2 separate regions of the Homo sapiens genome follow, and region 1 is linked to region 2. Evidence: chromatin contacts called from ENCODE Hi-C or POLR2A ChIA-PET data. All regions are on one chromosome and are shown on one strand. The core of a region is the stretch at or near the end of the contact, and the rest is flanking DNA. Distances in the headings are between cores, read along the strand shown.

Region 1 (7,337 bases), core at 2,872-5,371, 320 kb after region 2:
CAGGCATCATAGCCTTTCATTCCTACTTCAAGCTTTAATTTTTCTGTTGCTAGGACATACCCCACTAGAAAAACTGTGACTAAAGAACTTTCCATCTCAGTGAAATGGGGAAACCCAGCAGAGAGTGAACCCCTTTAAAGAATGTTTCTTGGGTTTAACTTCTAAAGTCTCAAGAAGTGAAATGTAACGATGAGGATGACAGTTAACGTTTATTGGGCCCTTACTACATGCCAGGCAATGTTTCAAGAGTTTTCCAGGTATTAACTCATTTAATTCTCAAAACAGCTCTATCTTGTAGGTACTATCATTATCTTTATTTACCACATGAAGAAACTGAGGCACAGAGAAGTTAAATAACTTCCACAAGGTCACATAGCTAATAAGTGGCAGAACTGGGATACAAATCCAGGTACCGTAAAGGACATAATGGGAGTCTTGGAGAATATGAGCATTATGAATCATAAATCTTAGAGAAGGCACCTATCAGTGTGATAAATGTAGATAATGCATTTTCAGAGAAGTACATTAGGAATACTGGGCCCGGGGGGTACTGGGTGAGTGATGCTGTTTGAGTCATCCCAGTTCCTCATGGGGAGCCTTAGTGATGGTTTATCAAGCCTCTTTTTTTAAATTGTTTTGTTTTTTGTTTTTGAGACAGCATCTCACTCTGTTGCCAAGGCTGGAGTGCAGTGGCACGATCTCGGCTCACCGCAACCTCTGCTTCCCAGGCTCAAGCAATTCTCCTGCCTCAGCCTCTCGAGTAGCTGGGATTACAGGCATGCGCCACTACCGCCCGGCTAATTTTTGTATTTCTAGTAGATACAGGGTTTCACCATGTTGGCCAGCCTGGTCTTGAACTCCTGACCTCAAATGATCCACCCGCCTTGACATCCCAAAGTGCTGGGACTACAGGCATGAGCCACCGTGCCTGGCCCTATCAAACCTCTTATACTTGGCACCTGCATTACTTAAAACTCCAGTTTAGGTACCTGATGTGGCTGCTAAAAGCTGACTTCTTCAAGCCAAGTCACCTGGAAGTAACATTGGGGTTCCAATGTGCTACACTGTCCACAGTTTTATAGCATGATCAGGCATCACACACACACCGCTGCATTGACAGTGTGTGCTGATGACCAATTTGTGGTCACACAGGATAGGTTACCCACAAGGCTGCAGAGGGCCGCACTTAGCAGGCTTGGCCAGGGTTCACCACAAGCTCACACTCTGTACCTCCATGCTGTTCTGCTGTGCATGCTGCTTCAGACATTACTGGGCTCTGTCTTCTCTGGGGCATTGGTTCCAATTCCTGCTTAGCAGCTGTTAATTTTTTTCAACTGCCACACATGTAATAAGGCAAAGCCAGCACCGAAGCTCAAATTTGAGGTAGGCTTGTATTTCTACTTTTTGCGTTTTGTAGGGAAAAGACAGAAAACTTCAACCTGTGGCCCAAAATTATCCTTCAGTCCTAGGATACTGTGTAGGATCAGAGAACAATCCAAGGCAGGGGAGTGTGGTAGGGAGCTCCTGGAACTACAAAGTGGTAAAACATGCAAGATTATAATTGAGGAGTAGATTTTGTCCTCATCATTCCTTCAACTCCTTTTCCCTTCTGACTCAGGACTATATATCCAGCCTACCCTGGTGCCTAGACCGTAACAGTGAATGCATGAATATGCGGTGTTTGTATGTGAGATTCAGAGCGTTGTTGATAGTTTGAAATGACCTAGATCAATGAGTTTGGACTTGGTCACTAGTTTTTCTCTGCCAAGCAGAGAAAAAAGGAAAATATCTAAACAAAATAAACTCCGAGGGCTGTGTCAAACAACATGCGACCAATCAGTTGTCAAATCACAGCCCTAGTCCCCAGGGCCCCTTGGGTAAGATCTTGTCTTGAATTATGGGCATGTAAGGTCTGAGGCAGTGGGACGGGAGACAGAAACACAGGTCGACTCCATATTGCAACCACTAGGTGGCACCTGTTCGAGGAACTGCCAAATGGCTTGTTCACAGCTTGAAGCTTTGGTCAGCTTGGCTTGACATGAAATGCCAAGGTCTTGCTGGGCGGATAAAGGAGCTTGCCAGGGCCAGTGCTGCCAGGCTTGGTTTGAGGAGCCAGTGCTCTAGGAGGGGCCTGGATTCATGACTCTAATGATGAGCTCATCCTAAGACAGCAGCTCCCTCCCACCACCTCCTCATTCTCTGTCCTTTAGCCCTTCCTTATTTATACCACTCATCACTACTTGACTTTACAGTATATGTTCATTTGTTTATTGTCTGTCTCCCCAGACTGGAACCTAAATTCCACAAGAGCAGGGAGCTTCTTTTGCTCCCTGCAGTATCCCTGGCTCCTACAATGTCTAGCACTTAATAGGCTCTCCATAAATATATGTTGCATAAATGAATGAATGACCAAAAACATAATAAGAAATTATTAGTAACTAAGGTCTGTAGTTGCATCCCCTTTATGAGATACTCTGAAAACCAAGCACTACTGAGTTACTGTCATTGCTTGCAGTAGGTAGGTTTAATTTGTATCGCTTTTATTCAACTAAGGCAAACTGCCTATATTAGAGTGGTTTCATTTTCTAAATCTATTTTGATGCCACTGTGTTCTCTGGAAAGTGCTCCCTGCTGAGTAGTGATATCTTCATGGCTATATCACTGACATGGATCACAGGAGCAGCCTTGCTGTGTTAACAGGTCCCTAAGGGTGGTCTCCTGCAGGCTGATCGAGACTGCCTGAAGGGAGAAGGAGGCAGGGCACTACAAATATTAGGACACCTCTGAGCTGGGCTCACAAGCCCCTGGAATGGAAGATGGTCACAGAAATGAAGCCTCACCAAGGCCTCTAAGTTTCTGTGGATGGGCCCCTACTGGCCACTCCCAGGACCTTAAATTGTAGGCAGCTGATGGCTTGCCTAGCTAGAGGGCCGTATGCAACAAGATTCCCTCAACTTGGTGAGGAACTGCTTTACTCCAGCCTCAGCTAGTCCATTTGCCTCCCAAATGCTGGCTAGAAGTAGTGCAGACTTGAGTAAGGCTCCAAGACGTATCCTGCTGTGTGAAAAGAAGCAGAGATGCTGACAGTAAGAGGCATCTCTTCAGGGCTAAGAAGATTACAGCTGGGCCTGGAATGACCCCTGGGTTTTCCAGCACATAGGCCCACCAGCTGTGGTGGTCAGCTGCAGGCAACAGCTCCGGTGCATCTTCCTGCAAAGATCTGCCGGAGGGTAAGCAAGTCCTTGCACTGTGCTGTGCAGCCACTGCCTTTTCCAGGTTGCCACATGACATTTTAATATCACCTGCAAACCTAAATCCAGTGAGTGCCTACAGACGACACACTTAACAGCTCAGGGCATGATTCAGAGGAAGCAATTTTCCAAAGTGAAGATAATTGTCTGTTAGTGTGAAAAGGCAAACACTTTTTTATTAGCATTGGAAATTCAAGGGAGATGTTGTTAAATCCATAGATGCAGCACTTCAGTAAATGGCTAAAGAACAATATCTACAGCTAGAAGGAAGGACTGTACAGATCCATGCCCATTCAGGGTTCACCCATAGAACTAGCTCTCTTGGAGGGAAGATGGAAGCTCAGCTCTGACCTCTTCCTGTTTACTTAATACGCAGCTCCTCAAAGTCCTGGTTCCTGTGCCCACACAGGAAATCCCAGAATTAAGAGTTCCCCGGTCTTCTTTTATTTACATGTTTCCCAGGTGACCTTAACCGGGGTAAAGTCTCATGCCTTTACTCTGTGACATTAAAACTTATATTCCAGCCCTGACCTCTCCTGGGGCTTTGTATAACCATTTGCCTATTTGAACCCTCCAGTTGGACATATGATAGGCACCTAGAACCTAGAATGGCCAAAATGGAACTCTTAACCATCTCCCCTTTTCACTGTTATATTACTGCATAAGAAGTCACCTCAAAACCTATCAATCATTTAAGATAATAATCATTAATTTTGCACACAAATCTCTAATTTTTCTGTGGTTCAATGAGGACTGCTCCATGAAGTGTCAGCTGGAGCAGCTGGAGAATCCCTTTCCAAGATGGCTTACTCACGCAGCTGGCAAGTTTTGCTGGCTGTCGCCTGGAAGCTCAGCCTGGCCGGTGGGTGGAGGGACTGTGGTTCCTCTCCACATGGCCTCTCCACAGGCTGTTATGGCTTGCTTCCTCATGACGTGGTGACTGAGTTTCAAGTGTGAGTGTCCTAAGGAGAGGAAGTGGAAGCTGCTAGTGTCTTAAGCCCTGGGCCTCGTAAAGCATTACTTCTGCCATGTTAATATTGGTCAAGCAGTCACAGAGCCCAGAGTCAAGGGGAGGTGACACAGACCCCAACTGTCCATGGAAGGAACCTCAAAGAATTTGCAAACATGTTTTAAAACTGCTGCATATCCCGAACCTGCTCCTCCTAGTCTCCTCCATCTACCAGTTTCTTAGGCAACTAGGAGTCATCTTTGACTTCCTTCTTTCCCTCAGCACTTCCATACAATCCCCATCAGCAAATTCTGTTGACTGTCCCCCAAAACACATCCAGAATCCTTCTACTTCTCTCATCTCCACTACAACACCCTAATCCAGACAATACCTTCATCTGCCAACTGGATGGCTGCTTGTTCTGTTGCAGTAGTCTGTGAATAACTCTCTCTGCCTCCGTGCTGGCTTCCTATTCACACAGTAGCCACAGCTACCCTTTTAAAACATAAATCAGATTATCTCACTCCTCTGCTTAAATCCATTCAAAAGTTTGCAACATATTTAGAAATAACTCAAACCCCTCATTATAGATTCCAAAGCCCGATGTGATCTGGCCGTGTCTGGTTCTCTAGCCTCATCTTGTACGACCTGCCTTCTCACTAGACTACAATATACACAAATGGTTGCTCCTGCCTGACAGCCTTTGCACTTGGTTTTCCTCTCTCTGGAAAGCTCTTCCCCCTAATTTTCCCAAGACTGGTTTCTTCTTGCCATTTAGTTTTCAATTGAAATGTAATTTCCGCATAGAGGCCATCTATAATCCCCAATCCTAAAGTAGCCACACAATCATCTGTTACAGTAACCTATTTTAATTTTCAACATAGCTCTTACCACTAGCTGCTACTTTTCATGTTGATTTATCTGTTCTTTGTCTGTCTCTTCCCTCTAAAATGTAAGCTTCATGAGGGCAGGGACCTTGTCTGTCTTATCGCCGCATCCCCAGGGCCTAGAGTACCAGGCAGAAGTTTGATAAATATTGATGTAGCAGGTAGAAATAGTATCTCCAGATAGCCAGCCCCCAACAGGATCACAGCATCTCTTAAGGTAGTTGAGGGAATAGAGAGGAAGCTCCTCTTTATACCTCCTGTGCGTCAGTGGTTTGTGCGTGTACCAGCAACACAGCTCTGGTGCATGGGGCTGCCCCGTGGAGGATGCTCCTCCATAGTGACCGGGTTTATGCAGCCTCCTTCCAACCCCCAGAGTATTCCCATCCCTAGCCTTCTTGTGAAATCAGCAAGACAGGATCACACAGTCATGAGCACAAAGTTGCTAACATGCCTGGACAGAATGGTGCAGCTCAGCTCATCTCACCTTCACATCAGTGCGGTCACTAACTCGGGTTTATGTGACATTCGAATTTTCATCTTATGGTTAGACTCAGAAATATAGGCCAAGCTCCAGTATAACAAAGTCCAAGTGCTTGTTTTAATGCTATTTTTTTTTTAATGATGATGTTCAAACTTTTGAAGAGAAATCTGAAAATGAATATTTAGGGCCCATCCAAATAAAGAAGTTTGATTAGGACTTTTTAAGAATCAATGTTATTAACAGGTTAAAAAAAGCAACACTGAGATGAAAAGCAAGTTTAACCATAATGAAGTTCTCTTTGTTTTCTTCAAAAATGCTTGTTAAACATTTTTTTAGTACTTTGGTATGGAGAATTGGCTGTGCATAGAATTGTTATTGAAATAACAAAACACTATAGTTGTAGGTAGTCCATCCATTAGGGAAGTGGTGGCTTGTTTGATTGGATTCCTTTTTATTCACTGTAATGAGATTTTTGCTTGGGGATTTAAATGTTTAAAGATTCAATAACACTGAAAATTCAAGTTCAAGAAATGATCGTGAGGCCCTGCTGGCCTGACCCAAAGTGAGATGATCGTGTGGCATTCAGGGGGTGTTTCTGGCAGTGCTGTTACTGTTAGAGAATGAGACCACCCTTCAAGGGGCTGCTCATGTCCACGGAGCAGAGTCCGTCTCTCACATTTGAGACTGGGGAAGGAAGGCATACATGACAGGCTGGGCCTCACCACACCCACCTGGACCTCAGATCCCTTGTGATGGGAAGCCCACTTGGGGAGTAGAACCCTTGGCAATACCGACTCAGGGTTGGTGAAATCGCCTTTTCATGACAATTGATGATTCTCATCCACTGAGGAAATTACATTTCACCTGAACTCCCCAGTCCCTCAGGCAATGGCCAGCAGAGTGTCAGAGGGCACAGCTGAAGGTGCGAGAGTCAGCATAGTGCATTTGCTGCAGGGTGGAAGCTTGCAACGAGGAAGGCTGGCAATAAATGTACATTATTATGTCTCCAGAAGTGCTTAGTTTTTATTTATTTCTAATTCTTTCTGCTTTTTTTTTTCACGAGCACTGCTTAGAACTCAAGTTCCTGGGATCAAACTTGTATCACACAGGCTGGAGAAGGCTGTGGAGAAACTGAGTCCTCCCAGGTCTCAAGGTGGGTGGAGGGAGCCTGCAGGGGTCTCCTTCCCTCCCCTCTTGCCTGTTCTGCCTGGTCAGAGCCTGCACACGAGTGCAGAGGGCTCCCTTAGAGAGGGCCGGGCTAGAGGAAGCTGAAGTTTCAGAATAAGCAGCTTATTCTGTGGCCTCCTTTCCACTACAGACTCCTTGAGGAGGAGTAAGACCCCAGAAGGACAGGTGAGTCTCACCTAGGCTGACCAAAGTCCAGCTCAGCCAGCCCGTGATCTATCCAAGACATCCGCCCACAGCAGTGAGAAGCTGATGCCACTCAAAGCCATTCTCAGTCTACATCCACGATGCTGGGAAAGAAAAACCAAGTTCAATTTACCAAAATATCTGTATTATCTATAAAAATTGAACTCTAATGAGTCACTGATACGGGAGGCAGCAATACCCGACTGTGCTGACATGCAGAAGGAAGACAGCTCTGTCCCACCAACCCTATAGCAGAACATTTGTATTGAGTGGCACGTGGGCTGAGTCATTTGTAAGGTCTCAAAAACCTGGACACTTTGGAACGTAGCAATCGGATGAACGATCTTGGAAACATCTCTCGGGACTCCTGGGCTGTGTACTTGAAATAGTTCTGGGGA
Region 2 (7,249 bases), core at 4,245-6,744:
CAGGAAGGAGTGCAAACAGAAAGACCTGATGTATGTGGGAACCTGGGATTCCTCTTTGTAATGCAATATGGTAAATACAGCCTGTCCTCCATATCCATGAGTTCTGCGTCCATGGGTTCCATGTTTATAGATTCAACCAACTGGAGATCAAGAATATTTGGGGGAAAAAATGGATGGTGGTGTCTGTACTGAACATATATAGACTTTTTTTTTCTCGTCATTATTCCCTAAACAATACAGTATAATATCTATTTACAGCTGGGCATGGTGGCTAACGCCTATAATCCCAACACTTTGGGAGGTCAATATGGGAGTATTACTTGAGCCCAGGAGTTTGAGACCAGCCTGGGCAACATAGCAAGACATCATCTCTACAAAACAAATTTTAAAAATAGCCAGGTGTAATGGCATATGCCTGTAGTCCCAGCTACTCAGGAGGTGGAGGAGGGAGGATCACGTGAGGCCAGAAGTTTGAGGCTGCGGTGAGCTAGGATTGCACCACTGCACTCCAGCCTGAGTGACAGAGCCAGACCTTGCCTCTAAAATAAAATAAATAAAATATAAAATAAAATAACAAAATTTATATTATATTAGGTATTATAAGTAATCTAAAGATGATCTAAAGTATATGGGAAGATGTGCACAGGTTATATGCAAATACTATGCCATTTTATAGAAGGGACTTGAGCATCTGTGGATTTTGGTATCCTTGGGTATCCAGGAACCAATCCCCCACAGATATTGAAGGACCACTACTGTGCAAAATGCCCTTGGAATTCTGGCTGAGAACCTTCTAGTCACTATGGGATGTCTACATCCTGTTCTGTCTACAGCCCCAGTATAACACCTGTTGACATTGATTTAGAGTATTCGGGAACACAAATCTCCCAGCCCCTTCCTTCTTGCTGAACATCTATCTCATCAGTAACAAGGCCACTTACCCAAACCTCGGAGAAACTTATTCATTCCACTCTGCTCAGTGTCTGGGAGTTCTTCTAAGTACTGCTCCACTCGCTGCTCAAAAAGGCCTGGGTAAAAGAAACAGGCACAGGGAAGAGAACAGTCATTGGAGGAAGGGAAGGAGAGGCCTACATGAAGGGAACCATGGAGCACAGATGCCAAAAAAGGAGAAAGAAAACATCTGGGATGATAATTTGCAGGAGCATCTTACTAGAATTCGGGCTGGCTCATCAAGGCGATCATTAGTGACATCTTGCCGGGGTTTGCTGCTGCCACCCTGCCTCCCCATGCACATTCCCAAGCTGCACTAGGTGAGGAGGCTGCTTCTCAGTTCAGAGCTGCCCCAAGTGGACATCTCTAGCTTCCTTCAGACAACTCTACCATGTTGTTCCAAAAAGGTTGTTATACTAAATGGATAGTATTAGAGGACAGAAGAAGTACTAACCCTGAGGTTAGACAGAAAAATTGTGATGAGATGAAAAAGCCCTCGAATGAGCTGATGAAATAGCAAAAAACAAGATAACCATCTGCCTTAAATGAAGACTGCCACCAACCTACGACAGCTGGCCCAATGCTCTGTAAGGGAATTCCCAACCACTGGGTTCTCAGAACCCCCGAAATTGCTCAGTCTGCTCCTTTTCTCTGGATAGAAGGGCTTTCTCCTATCTTTCTCTTTGAGGAGGGGGTGGGCAACCAATGGCATGCTGCTCCTAGGTGGAGATGAGTCCTACCTCTAGCCATGTGGCTTAGCTTGTGCATAGCCTTGTGAAGGCATTTACTGGGGCCGGAGGAGAAGAATGCTACCTTGAAGTTTCTAACAGAGGTAAAGGGATGTTAAGAGGCCTGGCCCTAGCTGATGTCCAAGAGCTTCCATCATAGTGCCTGGTTCTTCAGCCCTGCTGTGGGTGAAAAAATTAGAGAAGAGAGCTGATAACCAAGACTTACCCTTTGCCCGACACTTTCTTAGCTCCCTGTCTTGGATGAAGCCAGCAAACATCTGAGACTCCATAAAAACCTCAAGAAAGCGGCGGATGCTTTTGGAGGCCACAGATTTGCGGAAGGCCTCTCGCTGAAAGGCCCTCTCTCCCTTCTCACTCTGTGTCAGAAAGAGGGAGTAGTGCCCAACGGTCTCCACAAAGAACCGGATAAACACCTCCGACACCAGCCCATTGAGGGTATTACATTCTGGAAGGGAAAAGACAATCTTTGAGGTTCAGGTCAAGAGCCTGCAAAGCCTTCCTCAATCTTCCTGGTGTAGTCTTCCTCTCCCCAACAAGACTTCCAGCCAGTACCACTCTTCTGTTCTGGAAGCTCTTTTTGAGACCGAGTTTCACTCTTGTTGCCCAAGTTAGAGTGCAATGGCGCCATCTCAGCTCATTGCAACCTCCGCCTCCTGGGTTCAAGCAATTCTCCTGCCTCAGCCTCCCAAGTAGCTGGGATTACAGGTGCACTTTTTGTATTTTTAGTAGAGATGGGGTTTCACCATGTTAGCCAGGCTGGTCTCGAACTCCTGACCTCAGGTGATCCACCCGCCTTGGCCTCCCCAAGTGCTGAGATTACAGGCGTGAGCCACCACACCCGGCCTCTGGAAGCTTGCTTTCTTGTGCTCATAGCCTTGTAACTAGCCTACGAGCTGCAGAAGGCCAGAAACTATGTTCTGAACATGGAAGTTGAAACATAATTGCTGGATGAATTAAAGTAGAAACCAGAGCACCACTTTCATCATATCCCTCACCCTAAGTGATTTTTCTGGCTTCCAAGGAAGAGGAAGTGCCTTTCATCTCCTGCAATGGCTTGAGGCAAGGCCTCAGAAGGAGGAATAATTAGTTTTCTGTCAGCAGAAAGTATCTTTGGGGTTGCCACATGTCTTTGGGTTTTCCTTCCTAAACTACCTGGGGTAGAAAAGACGCTAGAGTGAGACCAAGGTCCTCATCAGCCAGAAAGGGTTTGGTGTGCAGAGGCAGAGTTCTGGCCCTATGGGGCCCTGACCCAGAGCAGAGGGAGCCTGGAGCAGAGCTGACCGTGCCCGGGCACTATTCTCACCATCGTCGGAGTCGCTGTCAGAGTCCTGGGAGATCAGCTCATTCTTCCTCTCCAGAGCCTGCTCCAGAGCTGCCTGTAACTTCCTAGGTAACAACGTGTCTTCGTCGTCCATCTGCAGGAGAAAGAAAGCACAGTGACAATCATAGCTGACACTGAGCACTTACTATGTGCTAAGACCTGTTAGAAGAGCGTGAGTAGATAATCTCATTTATCTCTCCCAGTAACCCTCATAACTATCATCAACCTCATTTTAAGATGAGGAACTGAAGCACAGAAAGGTTAAGAAACTTGCCCAAGATTACAGAGATTAAAAGTGGTAGAGGGTCAGGCGCAGTGGCTCACGCCAGTAATCCCAACACTTTGGAAGGCTGAGCGGGAGGATCGCTTGAGCCCAGGAGGGAGTTCGAGACCAGCCTGGGCAACTTAGCAGGTCCCTCTATCTGCAAAACACACACAAAAAAACAATTAGTCAAGTATGGTGGCATGCACCTGTACTCCCAGCTACTTAGGAGGCTGACATGGGGAGGATCACCTGAGCCCAGGCAGGTCGAGGCTGCAGTGTCATGACTGTACCACTGCACTCCAGCCTGGATGACAGTGAGACCCTGTCTCCAAAAAAAAAAAAAAAAAAAAAAAAAAAAAGGGGGTAGAGCCAGTGTGGCATTCACTGGCCTCTGTGACCAGGACCAGCCAGGGGTTCCTGATTAGGTCTCCCCAATTCCTCCATCTTCAGCTCCAGGCAGGAGGCACAGTTGGCTTGGGGCAGGGGGACTGTGGCCAGCCTGTGTCTCAGGAATGAAGTTAGACTGTTGTTTCGTCTCTATACTCTGTTTCTGTGTCCACATCACTATGCCTGGTACCCAGGGAGTCCTCAGCTCCGTCATTGGTGTGTAACAGACAATAAGTACATTTCCATAGGGGAGAGCACTGGGTTGTGCTCCTTTGTAGAGAGCCAGGAGGATTTCCACGACTAACAAAGGCTTTTTGTAGTTGACAACAATGATTGCAAACCTGTACGTTACATAACAATCTATAGTTATTTGTGTAACCCCCAGCAAACATTTCAAGGCAGGTGTTGTCACCACCTCTCCTTTAGAGCTCAGAAGAATTTAGAGGCCTAAGACCATGTGGCTCAAAGGGGGCAAAGTCCAGTGGCCAAGTCTGTGGACTCCCAGGCCGTGTTCTTCAAATTCCCACACTGCCTTCTAGAAGCTCATGATGTCACTGGAAAGGCGGACCCTGCTAAGGTCAAGGATTCCAAGACCAGCTTCTCCCCACCCTTGACTAGTCTGTGAGTAGTACTGAACCCAGAGAGAGAGCTCAACAAACAGGTTGTGAAGGTTGAGTAGTGTGTGTGATGGTGCAGGGTGCTCAGGAGCCCAACTCTAGCAAGCACCCACCCTCTTACCTGTCGGATGAATCGGTCAGATCCCAGATTCACCATCAGCGCCTGAGAAAAGGAGTCATTAGCAGAGTGGCTCAGGGCATGAGTCCCGCAATGCCCTCTGCCAGGCCTCCAGACCTCCCAGGTTCCCAGGGTCAGCTAACAGGAAGTACTCCAGCCGGGGATAGACCTCCCAGGGAGAAAGGATAAGAGCCTGGTAAAGAGGCCGAGGGGCCACAAGTAAGATCCCAGCACCTGCTTCCCCCTCCACCCTTCCCCCCAGCTGGTTCCCCCGGTGGCCCACCTCCTCCACAGGCAGCTCCTTCAGTTTGGGGAGGGAGCTGGAGAGCAGGCCAACCAGGAAGGGGGTGGGACAGCAGACGATGTCAATCATGGAGGCCGGGAGGACAGGAATGAAGGTGTGCTGCCAGGAGAAGGGGTAGAGCAAGGCCACCACCGCGTGGGAGCAGCTGGAGAGGGTACTGATGGGCAGACAGAGAGACAGAGTACCTGAGCCCAGGCCCAGGAACTTAGAGCTCGCTGGAGGCTCAGGACAGCCTTTGATCGTAAACCTCCCAGTGCAACAAAAATGCTAATGGGGTTCAGGGACCCTGCAGACTGGTAAAGTCCCCGCTTTCCCACTGCGTAGCGCCTCAAGGACAACAATGCTACTCTCTTAGGGAAATGTACCTGCAAACAGCCAGGAAGGTATGCAGCAACCCGCAGGACAGTCATCTGACAAAGATCTGGAAAAGGGCTGTCTCGGGTTTGGGGGGCACATCAGTGGGCCCGTGGCTGAGGAGGCAGTAGGTTTTGTAAACCCCTAGGGCCAGTGAATGCAGATCGTGGGTACCCTCTCCCACCCCACATCAGAACTAGGCAAGAGGGACAAAGAACTTGTGGAAAACCTAAAACATCAGCAACGGATCATGAGCTGGCTGGACCTACCCCTCCCCTCTCCAGCCAGAGGCAGACCCCAGGCAGAACAGGAAGGACATCTTTTCCAAGACCCCAGATTGGCAGAACTTGAATACCCGGCCAGGCCAAGAACAAGACCTTGGGATCGTCCCTCCCAGAATGGTCCTGGAATGTGCTCAGAGGCAGCTGCAACCACAGGAAACAATAGCTGTATTCACAGCCCCACGGGAGCTGGCCTGGGGGGGGGCAGGGTGGCAAAGAGGAAGCTCAGCCCTGAATTAGAGGGTAGAACCTTCAGGAAAAGAAACCTCATGGTCCAGGCTCTCTTAGGGGCCACTAAGGTCAGGCCAGGCCAGGGCACCAAAGCTGGGCAGTCAGGGGCTTTGTTGGCTGACAATGACCATGGCTGGTACACAGGAGGGGCCTCTTGGAACTGCTGTACCCAGCTCATTCCAGCTGTTGGGCTAGATTTCTTCACAAGGGCCTGATGGGCCCACAGAACACCTAGAAGTGTGAGACACAGAAGCATTGAGGCTGTGATGGGAACAAGTGAGGGGCAGTTTTCCTTTCTAAACCCTGGTGCTCTATGGAAAAGTCAGCAGCTCTGGTTTTTCTTCCTCCTTTCTTCTCCTGGGCTGAGGATGGGCCTGCGTTCCTGTCCCTCTGAAGGCAATCGGGAGTTCATTTCTCGGTTTCCTCTCAACTGCTTCCTCATACATACGGAAGGAAATACCCCAGGGATTCAGGACTTATTGGAGGACAAACCAGAACGGGGATTTTCCTTCACTGCCCTCCTGTGAGCACCTGACATTTAAGGTGGCTTAATCAATGTCCAAATGACCACTCTAGAGAAACCACTGCTTGGGATGGATTCTTTGACCAAAACAATATGTAACATGTTGCCAATAACCCATCCTGTTGTTGTAGGACTTACTAAGAAATTATTTTATGGAGAGAGGAAAAGTTTTTGTTTCCTTTTTTTAAAAAAATTTTTAAATTTTTATTTATTTATTTATTTTGAGACAGAGTGTCACTCCCAGGCTGGAGTGCAGTGGCACAATCTCCGCTCACTGCAACCTCCACCTCCTGGATTCAAGCAATTCTCCTGCCTCAGCCTCCTGAGTAGCTGGGACTACAGGCCCAGCTAATACAGGGTTTCACCATGTTGGCCAGGAGAGTCTCGATCTCTTGACCTTGTGATCTGCCCACCTCGGCCTCCCAAAGTGCTGGGATTACAGGCGTGAGCCACTGTACCTCATTTCCTTTAAAGCAGCTCAAAAATGTTTCTTGTCTGGAAAGAAAGCCCCGGCTCTTAGAGCCAGGCAGGCAACCTTTGATATGCAAATGAAGACCATTAGAAATTGGGTCCACCCAACATGGCAATTCCCACCGTTGTCCTCTTGCCCTTGCCCCTACAGGTGCCTAGCAGCATGGCTGCCCCGCATATTCCCACGTGTGTAGAACATCAGGCGCCCTACATTCGCATATTAAAAGGCTAGGATGGGAAGGCCAGCTTCCGGGGGGGGGGGGGGGAGGGGCTACATGAATGACATGCCTGGTCAAACCAATCCCCTAAGCCCTATGCAAATCAAACACCGCCTCCTCCAGCCTTCTTATCAAACTGGCTGGTATCCACAACACTTGGGGTTCCCTCTCTCGGCTTTGGAGCCTCTCTCCCTCTGTCTCTGTACTTTCTTCTTTCTGCCTTTCTCCTTCCCTTCTTGCCTATTAAACTCTCCGCTCCTTAAAACCACTCCACGTGTGTCGGTGTCGTTTTATCTAAACCAGCATAAGAACCAAAAACCCTAGTGTTCCTGCACTCATCGGAGCCGTATCACTTGTGCCTTGCCTGTGTCACCCCCTAACCACCACTGACATAAAACTTTTTTCTTTTTTAAACCTTGGCTGTCTAGAAGAGCTCCGACTTCTTACTTCCTAAACTGC

What was found. Hi-C counts contacts between places; a loop is a spot of excess contacts on that map. ChIA-PET counts read pairs that join two places held with the same protein, here RNA polymerase II (POLR2A).
Region 1: a map of dorsolateral prefrontal cortex shows a loop between it and region 2 (5-fold over the local background). The contact joins two enhancer-like sites. A Hi-C loop is called at or near these places in 1 of 168 maps with a recorded cell type or tissue (dorsolateral prefrontal cortex). POLR2A ChIA-PET finds 5 or more read pairs at or near these places in 2 of 52 experiments (AG04450 and activated T-cell).

Annotation. Positions count from the first base shown.
Region 1 is chr11:9,013,820-9,021,156 of GRCh38, forward strand. All of the region lies in intron 1 of NRIP3-DT (NRIP3 divergent transcript), which reads left to right. It overlaps SCUBE2 (signal peptide, CUB domain and EGF like domain containing 2), which reads right to left. Exons shown (of 23, transcript NM_001367977.2): 23 at 5,657-7,337. The coding sequence ends at 7,226. Among named protein-coding and RNA genes, the nearest start is that of NRIP3-DT, 13 kb to the left of the region's middle. Within about 2 kb of position 4,122, at least 5 of the 41 ENCODE cell types and tissues checked have a DNase peak (open chromatin) inside an H3K27ac peak, as active enhancers do.
Region 2 is chr11:8,694,522-8,701,770 of GRCh38, forward strand. It overlaps DENND2B (DENN domain containing 2B), which reads right to left. Exons shown (of 20, transcript NM_213618.2): 15 at 4,692-4,869; 16 at 4,412-4,453; 17 at 3,004-3,115; 18 at 1,906-2,145; 19 at 942-1,028. Among named protein-coding and RNA genes, the nearest start is that of SNORA3B, 13 kb to the left of the region's middle. RefSeq lists enhancers at 3,661-4,448, 4,449-5,234 and a silencer at 4,441-4,735. Within about 2 kb of position 5,495, at least 13 of the 41 ENCODE cell types and tissues checked have a DNase peak (open chromatin) inside an H3K27ac peak, as active enhancers do.